2 separate regions of the Homo sapiens genome follow, and region 1 is linked to region 2. The links are chromatin contacts, found by Hi-C or POLR2A ChIA-PET in ENCODE. All regions are on one chromosome and are shown on one strand. Each heading gives the region's core, a stretch centred on a gene start or an enhancer-like site at or near the end of the contact. The rest is flanking DNA. Distances are from core to core; before and after follow the strand shown.

What was found. A loop is a pair of places that touch in the nucleus more often than their neighbours do. ChIA-PET counts read pairs that join two places held with the same protein, here RNA polymerase II (POLR2A). Pooled maps may share reads with other maps.
Region 1: a loop to region 2 is called in a pooled map, with 2.5 times the contacts of the local background. The contact joins two enhancer-like sites. A Hi-C loop is called at or near these places in 1 of 168 maps with a recorded cell type or tissue (upper lobe of right lung), 1 of 37 single-sample maps with no recorded cell type and 1 of 50 pooled maps. POLR2A ChIA-PET finds 5 or more read pairs at or near these places in 6 of 52 experiments (A549, HCT116, HEK293 and 3 more).

The regions. Positions count from the first base shown.
Region 1 is chr7:129,069,247-129,074,307 of GRCh38, reverse strand. No RefSeq gene overlaps it. Among named protein-coding and RNA genes, the nearest start is that of TNPO3, 17 kb to the right of the region's middle. RefSeq lists an enhancer at 1,463-1,572. Within about 2 kb of position 1,472, at least 4 of the 41 ENCODE cell types and tissues checked have a DNase peak (open chromatin) inside an H3K27ac peak, as active enhancers do.
Region 2 is chr7:128,881,789-128,887,079 of GRCh38, reverse strand. KCP (kielin cysteine rich BMP regulator) reads left to right here. Exons shown (of 40, transcript NM_001366122.1): 24 at 114-204; 25 at 343-425; 26 at 523-616; 27 at 1,810-1,983; 28 at 2,217-2,299; 29 at 2,958-3,078; 30 at 5,064-5,143. Among named protein-coding and RNA genes, the nearest start is that of SPMIP1, 18 kb to the right of the region's middle. RefSeq lists enhancers at 1,762-2,361, 2,586-2,845, 3,296-3,405 and a silencer at 3,151-3,445. Within about 2 kb of position 3,304, at least 3 of the 41 ENCODE cell types and tissues checked have a DNase peak (open chromatin) inside an H3K27ac peak, as active enhancers do.

The sequences.
Region 1 (5,061 bases), core at 223-2,722, 190 kb before region 2:
GGCCCAAGGTCTCCAAATACTGGGAAGCAGGAATTCCTCCCATCTCCTCTGAACCCCTGGCACCCTACATCCAAGCTGCCCAGCACCCAAACCACTCATGTGTTCCCTACTCACAGACTGGTTTCTTACATTTATTCCCTAACTAATACAGCAGAACATGGACCTATCCTGCAGATCCAGCTGAGACCCTGACCTTCACATACTTCTCTATGGGACGGAGAATAGAATGGGAGACTCCTGCTTCCCCTTTGCTTGTTGACCCAGCCTTGTAAGATTTCACTTTCCCTAATAAAACCCAATCCGTAGCCCACGCAGAGTGACATATTAAAATTCATCCTAAATCCTGGAACACATGGGCAATGACCCATAAAGGCCAATGTGCCATGACAGAAACACTAAGAGTCATATCGTCCATCACTCTGTCTCAGTTCCTGTTTATTGTTGGCCAGAGAACTAGGATGATCCTCTGAGCAGACATGTCCTTGGAGGATAATTAAATGGGAACTATATAAATATTTCCATAAATTAAACCAAGGAAGTGTATTAAGTTCAGCTGAATCTGGATACCAACTGCTTCCTTTGACCACATCAGAAAGTCTCCTTTTAAAAGACATTAAAAAAGTTTTTAAATAACTTTTGCCAGGCACAGTGGCTCATGCCTGTAATCCCAGCTACTTGGCAAGCTGAGGTGGGAGGATGGCTTCAGCCCAGGTGTTCAAGGCTGCTGTGAGCTATGACTACACCACTGCACTCCAGCCTGGGTGACAGAGGCCATATGTCTTTAAAAAAAAAAAGACAGAGAAAATTACTTTTTATTGTGGCAAAATAAAAAAAGGTATAATATAAAATTCACTATCTTCACAATTTCTAAATGTACAGTTCAGTGTTAAGTATATTCGCATTGTCAGCAAACCAAAACTGGGTCCATTTGCCAGCATGCAACAGAAAGCCAAACACCAAAACACACAGTTTTTGCAGTGAGAAAGGTTTGTGAGTTGACAGACAAAGAGACAGGAAGAAATGTTCAAATCTGTCTCCTGGAGCTGGAGGCTGGGTTGGATTTTAATTAGCATAGGGTAATGAGGAGTGATCTGACTAGATCCTGCCATAGGGTCACCCCAGAGCTCAATCTGATTGGATCATGGGTCCTGCCATGGTGTCTGCTTTTATTTTTATTTTTATTTTTTATTTTAGAGATGGGATCTCACCATGTTGCCCAGGCTGGTCTCGAACTCCTGGGCTCAAGTAATCCTTCTGCCTCGGTCTCCCAGAGTGCTGGGGTTACTGGCGTACACCACCAGCGCCCAGCCTGGTGTTTGCTTCTTAATTCAGCCTGGTTCCTTGGTCCGAGCACTTAGTTCCCATTCATGGTTGCACACGATGTTCATCCGGGCATTGCCCCCTCCAACCTGCAGGGCCATGACCACTGAAAAACAACTCACAACTTTGCTACATAGAAGTTGAACCAGATTGGTGTAATGTGGTTACAACATCGCTGTGCAGCCAGTCCTCAGAACTCCCTCATCTTGCAAAACTGAAACTCTGTACAAATCAACTCTCCATTTTCCCCTCCCCTCGGCCCCTGGCAACTGCCATTCTACTTTGTTTTTGTGAATCTGACTATTCTAGTTACCTCCTATGAGTGGAACCAAATAATATTTGTCTTTTTCCGACTGGTTTATTTCACTAGTATAATGTCCTCGGTTCATCCGTATTGTTGCATGTGTCAACATTTCCTTCCTTTTTAAATGGACTGTGGTGATGGTTGCACATTTCTGTGAATATACTAGAAACCACTGAGTTGTAATACTTTAAGTGGGTGAATTGTATGGTGTGTGAATTATATCACAATTAAGTATGGTGTGTGAATTATATCACAATTAAGCTGTTTAGGGGAAAAAAGGGAGAATTTGTTAGAAAGATACAGACTCATGTAACCCAAAGACAGGGACTGGGCCTGCTGGATGCTCACAGGCTGGGTGGGGACTCTGGGGAGGATGCTGAACTAAGCTCTCTGGTTCAGCCCTCTGGCCCAGAGCAGGGGTCCTCACCATTAGTCAAGCCCCTAACCTGTAGTGTCGGTACCACCTGGGAATTCCTTAGAAAAGCAGATCCTTGGGCCACACCCCAGGCCTCGTGACTCAGAAACTCTAGCAGTGGGACTCAGCAGACTGTGGGGTTTTTTTTTCTTTCTTTCTTTCTTTCTTTTTTTCCTTGAGACAGTGTCTCGCTCTGTCACCCAGGCTGGAGCGCAGCAGCGTAATCTCAGTTCACTGCAACCTCCTCTGCCTCCTGGGTTCAAGTGATTCTCTTGCCTCAGCCTCCCAGGTAGCTGGGATTACAGGTGCCCACCACCATGCCCAGCTAATTTTTGTTTAGTAGAGACGGGATTTTGCCATGTTGGCCAGGCTGGTCTCAAACTCCTGACCTCAGGTGATCCACCCACCTTGGCCTCCTAAAACGCTGGGATTACAGGGGTGAGCCAGCGTGCCCAGTTTAGCAATCTGTGTTTTGACAAACTCTCCAGGTGCTGGTGATGGAGGCTCACATCTGAGAATCCCTGGCCCAGACCACTGCGGGAAATTGGGGAAAGTTTCCATCTCACCTCTGCTCTGCATGTGCGTTTCCTCTCTTGTTGCAGACAAGCTGTCTTCCACTGACCATTCACCTCCACATCCCTGCAAAAGTCTTCACGGTAGAAAATGACCACAGACAATTCCTAAGTTGAAATCTCTTTTGGGGCCGGGTATGGTGGCTTACACCTGTAATCCTAGCATTTTGGGCGGCCAAAGCGGGCGGCTCACTTGAGGCCACGAGTTTGAGACCAGCGTGGCCAACATGGTGAAACCCCATCTCTACTAAAAATACAAAAATTAGCTGGGCGTGGTTGCAGACACCTGTTATCCCAGCTACTCAGGAGGCTGAGGCAGAGAATCACTTGAACCTGGGAGGCGGAGGCTGCGGTGAGTCGAGATCTCACCACTGTACTCCAGCCTGGGTGACAGAGCAAGACTCCATCTCAAAAAAACAAAAACAAACAAACAACAACAAAAAAACTCTTTTGGAGCACAAGGCAACCTGAGACGGGCATCTAGTTCCAGTTGCAAATTCCCAGGGAGGAACTCAGGTGATCCGGCTTGCATCAGCAACTTCCTCCAGGCTTTTCCTAGTATATCCCTAAATGGAGGAAGGCTGGGCTGGGAAGGCCTAGATCCCAGAAAAGGCATGAGGGAAACAGAAAAAAAAAAATTTTATCTCTTAGGGAAGACACTACAAGAAAATCTAGGATGACCAATCATCTGTGTTTGCCTAGGACTTCCCTGCATTTGGCGCTGAAAATCTCATGTCAGGCCTGGTGCGGTGGCTCATGCCTATAATCCCAGCACTTTGGGAGGCCAAGGCGGGTGGATCACGAGGTCAGGAGATTGAGACCATCCTGGCTAACACGATGAAACCCCGTCTCTACTAAAAATACAAAAAATTAGCCGGGCGTGGTGGTGGGCACCTGTAGTCCCAGCTACTAGGGAGGCTGAGGCAGGAGAATGGCATGAACCCTGGAGGCGGAGCTTGCAGTGAGCCAAGATGGCACCACTGCACTCCAGCCTGGGCGACAGAGTGAGACTCCGTCTCAAAAAAAAAAAAGAAAAAAAAAAAAAGAAAATCACATGTCCTGGAAAACCCCTCAGTCCTAAGCAAATAACAATTGGTCATATAAGAACTGAAAAGCTGGCCGGGTGTGGTGGCTCACGCCTGTAATCCCAGCGCTTTGAGAGGCTGAGGTGGTTGGATCACTTGAGGTCAGGAGTTCAAGACCAGCCTGGCCAACATGATGAAACCCTGTCTCTACTAAAAATACAAAAATTAGCTGGGCATGGTGGCGGGCACCTGTAGTCTCAGCTGCTCCAGAGGCTAAGGCAGGAGAATCGCTTGAACCCAGGAGACGGAGGTTGCAGTGAGCTAAGATCACGCCATTGCACTCCAGCCTGGGGTGACAAGAGCAAGACTCCATCTCACAAAAAAAAAGAAAGAAAGAAAGAAAAAAGAAATGAAGAGCCAGCTGGGCATGGTGCCTCATGCCTGTACTCCCAGTGCTTTGGGAGGCTGAGGCGGGAGGATTGCTTGAGTTCAGTTCAAGACCAGCCTGGGTAACATAGGAAGATCTTGTCTCTGCAAAAAAATTTAAAAATAAGCCAGGCATAGGGGCATGCACCTGTGGTCCCAGCTACTTGGGAGGCTGAGGTGGAGGATTGCTTGAACCCAGAAGGTCAAAGCTTCAGTGAGCTGAGATCTTACCATTGTCCAGCTTGGGTGACAGAGCAAGACCCTGTCTCAAAAAAGCAACCAAAAACCTGAAGAGCCATGGGGTATGTATGCTTTGACTCTTAAGAAGCGCATGAAAGGAAGAAGAGTTGATGAGATTCTCAGCTAAGGGCATGTGGAGATGTTTAATGTATTTTTGGCTACTGCTATGACTGGGGTGTGTTAGTGACAGGCTGCAGTGCTTCCTTGCACAAGGAAGAATTCCCCCGAATGCCAGTGGCTCTCCCGTTGAGAAACTCTTCTGTAACAAAATGAAGGCATGGCTATCAACACAGTTGCACATTAGAATCACCGGGGAGCTGTAAAATACCTAGATTGGCACTCCAGACCTAGCCCCAGAGTTTCTGATTTGATTGCTCTAGGAAGGCACCCAGGCATTGGTATTTTTAAAAGTCCCCCAGGTGATTTCACCTGCAATGGGTTGATAGCCGTGATTAAGAATCAGAGTGACAACCAGAGAGGAATGAGTCCTGGAAGTTGGAGTCCTGGAAGGTGAGGATTTGGGCATTGGAGGAAGAGGGAAATTGGAGGCTGCAGAGAGATCTAGAACGCTGGAGGACATTGATGAGGGCTTTGAGTTTGTTCAGGGAAAGAGCCTCTGGGGTCTAAATGCAGTGGTGTGGAACCAGAGCAGGTACGTACTCAGTACCCACTAAGCAGAGTGACAGGGAGGGGGAGAGTTATGAGTGGATGTAAATATCTAAATTCTTCAGGAAGCAATAGCTGGCTGCCAAGCAGTTT
Region 2 (5,291 bases), core at 2,055-4,554:
TCAGGTGTCCCGGGCCAAGGGAGGGTGTTTGGGCCCCTGCAGGCTCAGTAGGGGCTCCAGCCCTGGGGAAATGTGCAGTCCAGTTGAGGGTGTGATGGGCCTCTCTCCCCCAGGAAGGTTCCATGCGCTGCCAGAAGAAGCCATGTCCCCCAGCTCTCTGCCCCCACCCCTCTCCAGGCCCCTGCTTCTGCCCTGTTTGCCACAGTGAGCTGCCTTCCTCATGCGCGGCCCCCATGCCCTTCCCCGCCTCTCCCTCCCCCTTCCCTTCCTGCCAGGCCTAAGGCTGGGCCGAGCAGGGCAGGGTGGCACAGGCCCCCCACCCAGGAGGTGTGTCCCCCACAGGCTGTCTCTCTCAGGGCCGGGAGCACCAGGATGGGGAGGAGTTTGAGGGACCAGCAGGCAGCTGTGAGTGGTGTCGCTGTCAGGTATAGCAGGAGGTGGGGGGTGTGGAGTGACAGCTGGACCATAGCACCTCTGGGCCCCAGCCTAGGCAGCGAGCCAGTGTCCCTGCATCTCCTACAGGCTGGCCAGGTCAGCTGTGTGCGGCTGCAGTGCCCACCCCTTCCCTGCAAGCTCCAGGTCACCGAGCGGGGGAGCTGCTGCCCTCGCTGCAGAGGTATGGCCGCCTGTAGCCCTACCCCTTGCTTCAGCCCCTTGGCCCTGTGTCCCTCTGTCCACCCCACCTCCCTCCCCTCAGCCAGCTCTTCTCCCACCTCCCTGCCCCAACAACTGGCCCTTGCATACACCCTTGCCACCTTCAGCTTCTCCTACCTCTCCCTGTCCGGGACTGCCCAGACCATCCCTCTTCCAGGTGCTGGTTAGAGTTCCCTCAAAGCTGCCTGTCTTGGGCTGGGTGCAGCGGCTCACATTTGCAATCCCAGCACTTTGGGAGGCCAAGGTGGGAGGATCACTTGAACCCAGGAGTTTGAGGCTGCAGTGAGCTGCATTTGCACCACTGTGCTCCAGCCTGGGCAACAAAGAAGACTCTGTCTAAAAAATAAAACAAAAAGCTGCCCCTCTTCCTAACCACACCCCATTCATCATCATCATCATCATCACCACCATCATCATCATCATCAAGATACCTGACATTCAGTGAGCAGGTAGCATGTGCCAGGCCCTGAGCACTTTACGTGTATTATCTCATTTAATCAGCACAACAACTTACCAGATAAGCACTCTTAGTCCTCCTATTTTACAGACGAGAAAGTGGAGGTACAGAGAGGTAGAGAAGGTGGCAGAGTCAAGATGGACACTTGGACCATCTGGCTCTGAACTTGAGCCTTTCTTAGCCTGCCCACTGCCCCCTCGTCCCACACCCTGCGCAGTGTGGTGGTGTTTCTACAGAACCACAGAACTGTCATAGCATTTCACTTGCTCTGGGAGGGAGGCAGGACAGAGGAAATCCCCATTTAACAGATGAGGAGACTGAGGCCCGGAGAGACTGAGTTACCTTGGGCACATGGTTAGCGATGGAGCCATTCACCTGGTCCACATGCATTTATGACACAGCTGCTGCATGCCAGGTCTGTGGCCGGTGCGGGCTGCACTGGGCAGTGCCTGCTGCCTGGAGCTTGGTCTTGAGAGCAGGTAGGAACAGAACAGGATTAGAACCCAGGTGTTCTGAACCCCTCCCAGTGCCTTTCCCCTCCACAACAGACAGGAGTTCTGCCCCATCGCACCTTCCCGCCATATCCCTGCAAACTCACTCCTGGCGCCACGTGCCTAGCTGACCACTGAGGGTGGGGGCCAGGAGCAGATGTCCAGATCTCAACCTCCGAGCTCGTCCCTGCCCACTTTGCACCACAGGCTGCCTGGCTCATGGGGAAGAGCACCCCGAAGGCAGTAGATGGGTGCCCCCCGACAGTGCCTGCTCCTCCTGTGTGTGTCACGAGGGCGTCGTCACCTGTGCACGCATCCAGTGCATCAGCTCTTGCGCCCAGCCCCGCCAAGGGCCCCATGACTGCTGTCCTCAATGCTCTGGTACTGGAAGCCTGGGGCGGGAGGGGAAAGGCGAGGAGGGAGCCCTGGGCCCACACCTCCCTGCCGCTGCTGGGCCGGGTGGCAGAGACAGGCAGTTGGAGAAGTGGCCTCCGTCCTTGTGCACACTCCACTCCCTGGGATCAGGGGGAGGCTGGAGATAGAGGACTCCACCCCTGCCTCGCTGCCAGCCTGAAGGACCCCTGGTCCCGTTCTGCTCTCACTCCACCCCAAAGACTGTGAGCATGAGGGCCGGAAGTACGAGCCTGGGGAGAGCTTCCAGCCTGGGGCAGACCCCTGTGAAGTGTGCATCTGCGAGGTAGGTGAGGGCACAGTGGTGGGGCTGGGGCACCTCGTCGGGGGGGAGTGGGCAGCATGGGATGAGGCCCAGCCAAGCTGGTCACTGCATGGAGCAGGCACTCTGGGGGCCAAAGGAGTGTATCCCTGTGGCCAGGAGACAAGGCAGGGTTGGGGCCAACAGGGCCAGGAGGTCTGGGTTTAGACAAGGAGCGCAGGTTCCAAGTGTGCAGGAGGCCGTAGGTGGCCCCCCTGGCTGCAGTGCAGGGCGGGTGTGTATGGCCGGAGAGCCACCTGGGACGTGGCTAGGGGTCATATTGTGGAGATTCTATTTGCAAGGCCATGGAAGGGCTTGGAGCAGGCAAATGACATCACAGGTCAGGGTACTAAGCCATGGGCCTGGGGAGGAGGATGGCATGAGCCTGCCGGAGGATCAAAGGTCACATGAGGGCTCAGGCCCAAGTGACTTAAAGGAGAAGGAGACATCATCTCAGAGACTAGGGCATGGGGTGAGGAGCACGTCTAGAAGACACTGAGTCTCTCTTCAGCCTTGAGTTCAGGGCCCAAGACATGTCCCGGAAGAGGCTGCAGCAGGCAGAGGGAGGGGCCGGAAGTCCCGGCCAAGGGCAGCTCTGGGTTTTTGTGGCCCAGGACCCACCGCTGCTCACTCATTCTTGTAGCCACAGCCTGAGGGGCCTCCCAGCCTTCGCTGTCACCGGCGGCAGTGTCCCAGCCTGGTGGGCTGCCCCCCCAGCCAGCTCCTGCCCCCTGGGCCCCAGCACTGCTGTCCCACCTGTGCCGGTGAGTCCAGGGATGTGGGGGTAGATGAGATATGAGGTTAGGGCTGCCACCCCCTGCCGCCCTTCCTCACCAGTCCCAGCCCCAGATTCTTCCTGACTCCAGTGGACTGTTCTGGAACCCTATGCCTGGCCGGCGAGGGCTGCACCATCCCTAAGGGAACTGGGGAAGCTGACAGGAACCCTTTGCCTCTCCGCAGCTGGGTGCAGTTTGTGGAGCATCTTGGCCAGCAGGTGGCGCTGCAGGGCGACAGTTGTGCTGAGACGTGAGGCCCAGGCAGGCAGGGGGTAGCCCAGCCACAGGGGTGGGCGAGCTTTTTTTGTTGTCGTTGTTAGAGTAAAAATTTATTAAGATTGGGGGGAAAAGTAAAGAAACAGTTTTATTTTTATTACAAATATTGAAAGATGGCCAATTTCTGTCTCCTGGATTTAATAGTTGTTTACCTAACACAGCCATTTTACATTTGTTGTGGAGGGAATTTTTTTCTGTTTCTGGTCCTATACCAACACTGAAATGATAACCTACCTTTGCAATACAGGTGAACGTTATCCTTACATAGAAAAAACAGGCCGAGGTTGGTAGCTCACGCCTGTAATCCCAGCACTTTGGGAGGCCAAGGTGGGAGGATCACAAGGTCAAGAGATCGAGACCATCCTGGCCAACATGGTGAAACCCCGTCTCTACTAAAAATACAAAAATTAGCTGGGCATGATGGGGCATGCCTGTAGTCCCAGCTACTCGGGAGGCTGAGGCAGGAGGATAGCTTGAACCCGGGAGGCAGAGGTTGCAGTGAGCTGAGATGGTGCCACTACACTGCAACCTGGCAACAGAGCGAGATTCTGTCTCAAAAAAAAAAAAAGAAAGAAAAAACATACTTTTTTTTTTAATGATAATCCTATTTTCTCCAATTTGGTTTTTTTATTTGGGTTTTGGTTTTTTTGAGACGGAGTCTCGCTTTGTCGCACAGGCTGGAGTGCGGTGGCACAATCTCGGCTCACTGCAACCTCTGGATTCGAGGGATTCACCTGCCTCAGCCTCCCGAGTAGCTGGGATTATAGGCATGCGCCATCAAGCCTGGCTAATTTTTGTATTTTTAGTAGAGATGGGGTTTTAACATGTTGGCCAGGCTGGTCTCGAACTCCTGACCTCAGGTGATCCACCCGCCTCAGCCTCCGAAAGAGCTGGATTACAGGTGTGAGCCACCTCGCCGACTTTTCTGTTTTTTGTTTGTTTGTTTGTTTGTTTGTTTTTTATGGTGGTAAGACACTAAAATGTACAATCCTAACCATTTTTAAGTGTACAGTTTGTGGTATTAAATACGTTCATAATGCTGTGCAGTCATCCCTGGCATCCATCAGGGAGGGCTGCTCTGATCAACACTTGCTAGGGGGTGCTTCAGGGGAAGGGAAGAAGACTAACATTGATTAAGCACCTGTTCCATGCCACAGACTGTACTTGGTGCTCTTAATAAAGTCTCTCGCTTCATTTTCATAGTTACCCAGTGAGGGAAGTATTATTAATCTCTTTTTACAGATTAAGAAACTGAGGCTCAGAGAGGTGGATTAATCCAACCTAATAAGCACAGGCACTGAGTGCTGGCATCAGGATTCGAACCCGGGATGCCTGGCTGTGTGCTTCCCTGCGCAGTTGTAGCCACACTGTATTACAGATAGCGGGAGGGAGAGCAGGCCGCAGACTGGCCATTTTTAGTGACCTCAGGCTAAGGAAGCCATGGTTGGTCTGTTTCCAGTCACCTTGCACCCCCACCCGGCCCCAAATAATAGCCTAGCAAAGTTTCTTTTAAAACGTGTAAACTTGACTGAATTGAAGAGAAAGAGGACTTATCCTCCCTGGAGTCAAGGTGCTGGGATATGGGTATGCTCAGGAGTTCGAGTTAGAAACCTGGGGACACAGTGCATGGGGACAGCTGGGATTTCCAGCCCTGTGCCCCTCTTTCTGTCCCGCACTCTGGATTCTTGTCTTCACAGAGGCCTTGAGTAACTGTTCAGAGGGCCTGCTGGGATCTGAGCTAGCCCCACCAGACCCCTGCTACACGTGCCAGTGCCAGGTGAGCCCTCCTGCCTTGGGGACTCACAGAGCCCCTCTTCTTCCTTCTCTGTGGGCTGTGGCTGCCACTCCTCTCCCGCAGCAGCTCCAGGGCTCTCCATTCGCCCTGACATTTGCCCACTTGTCCTGACTGTCACATCCTGCCTATG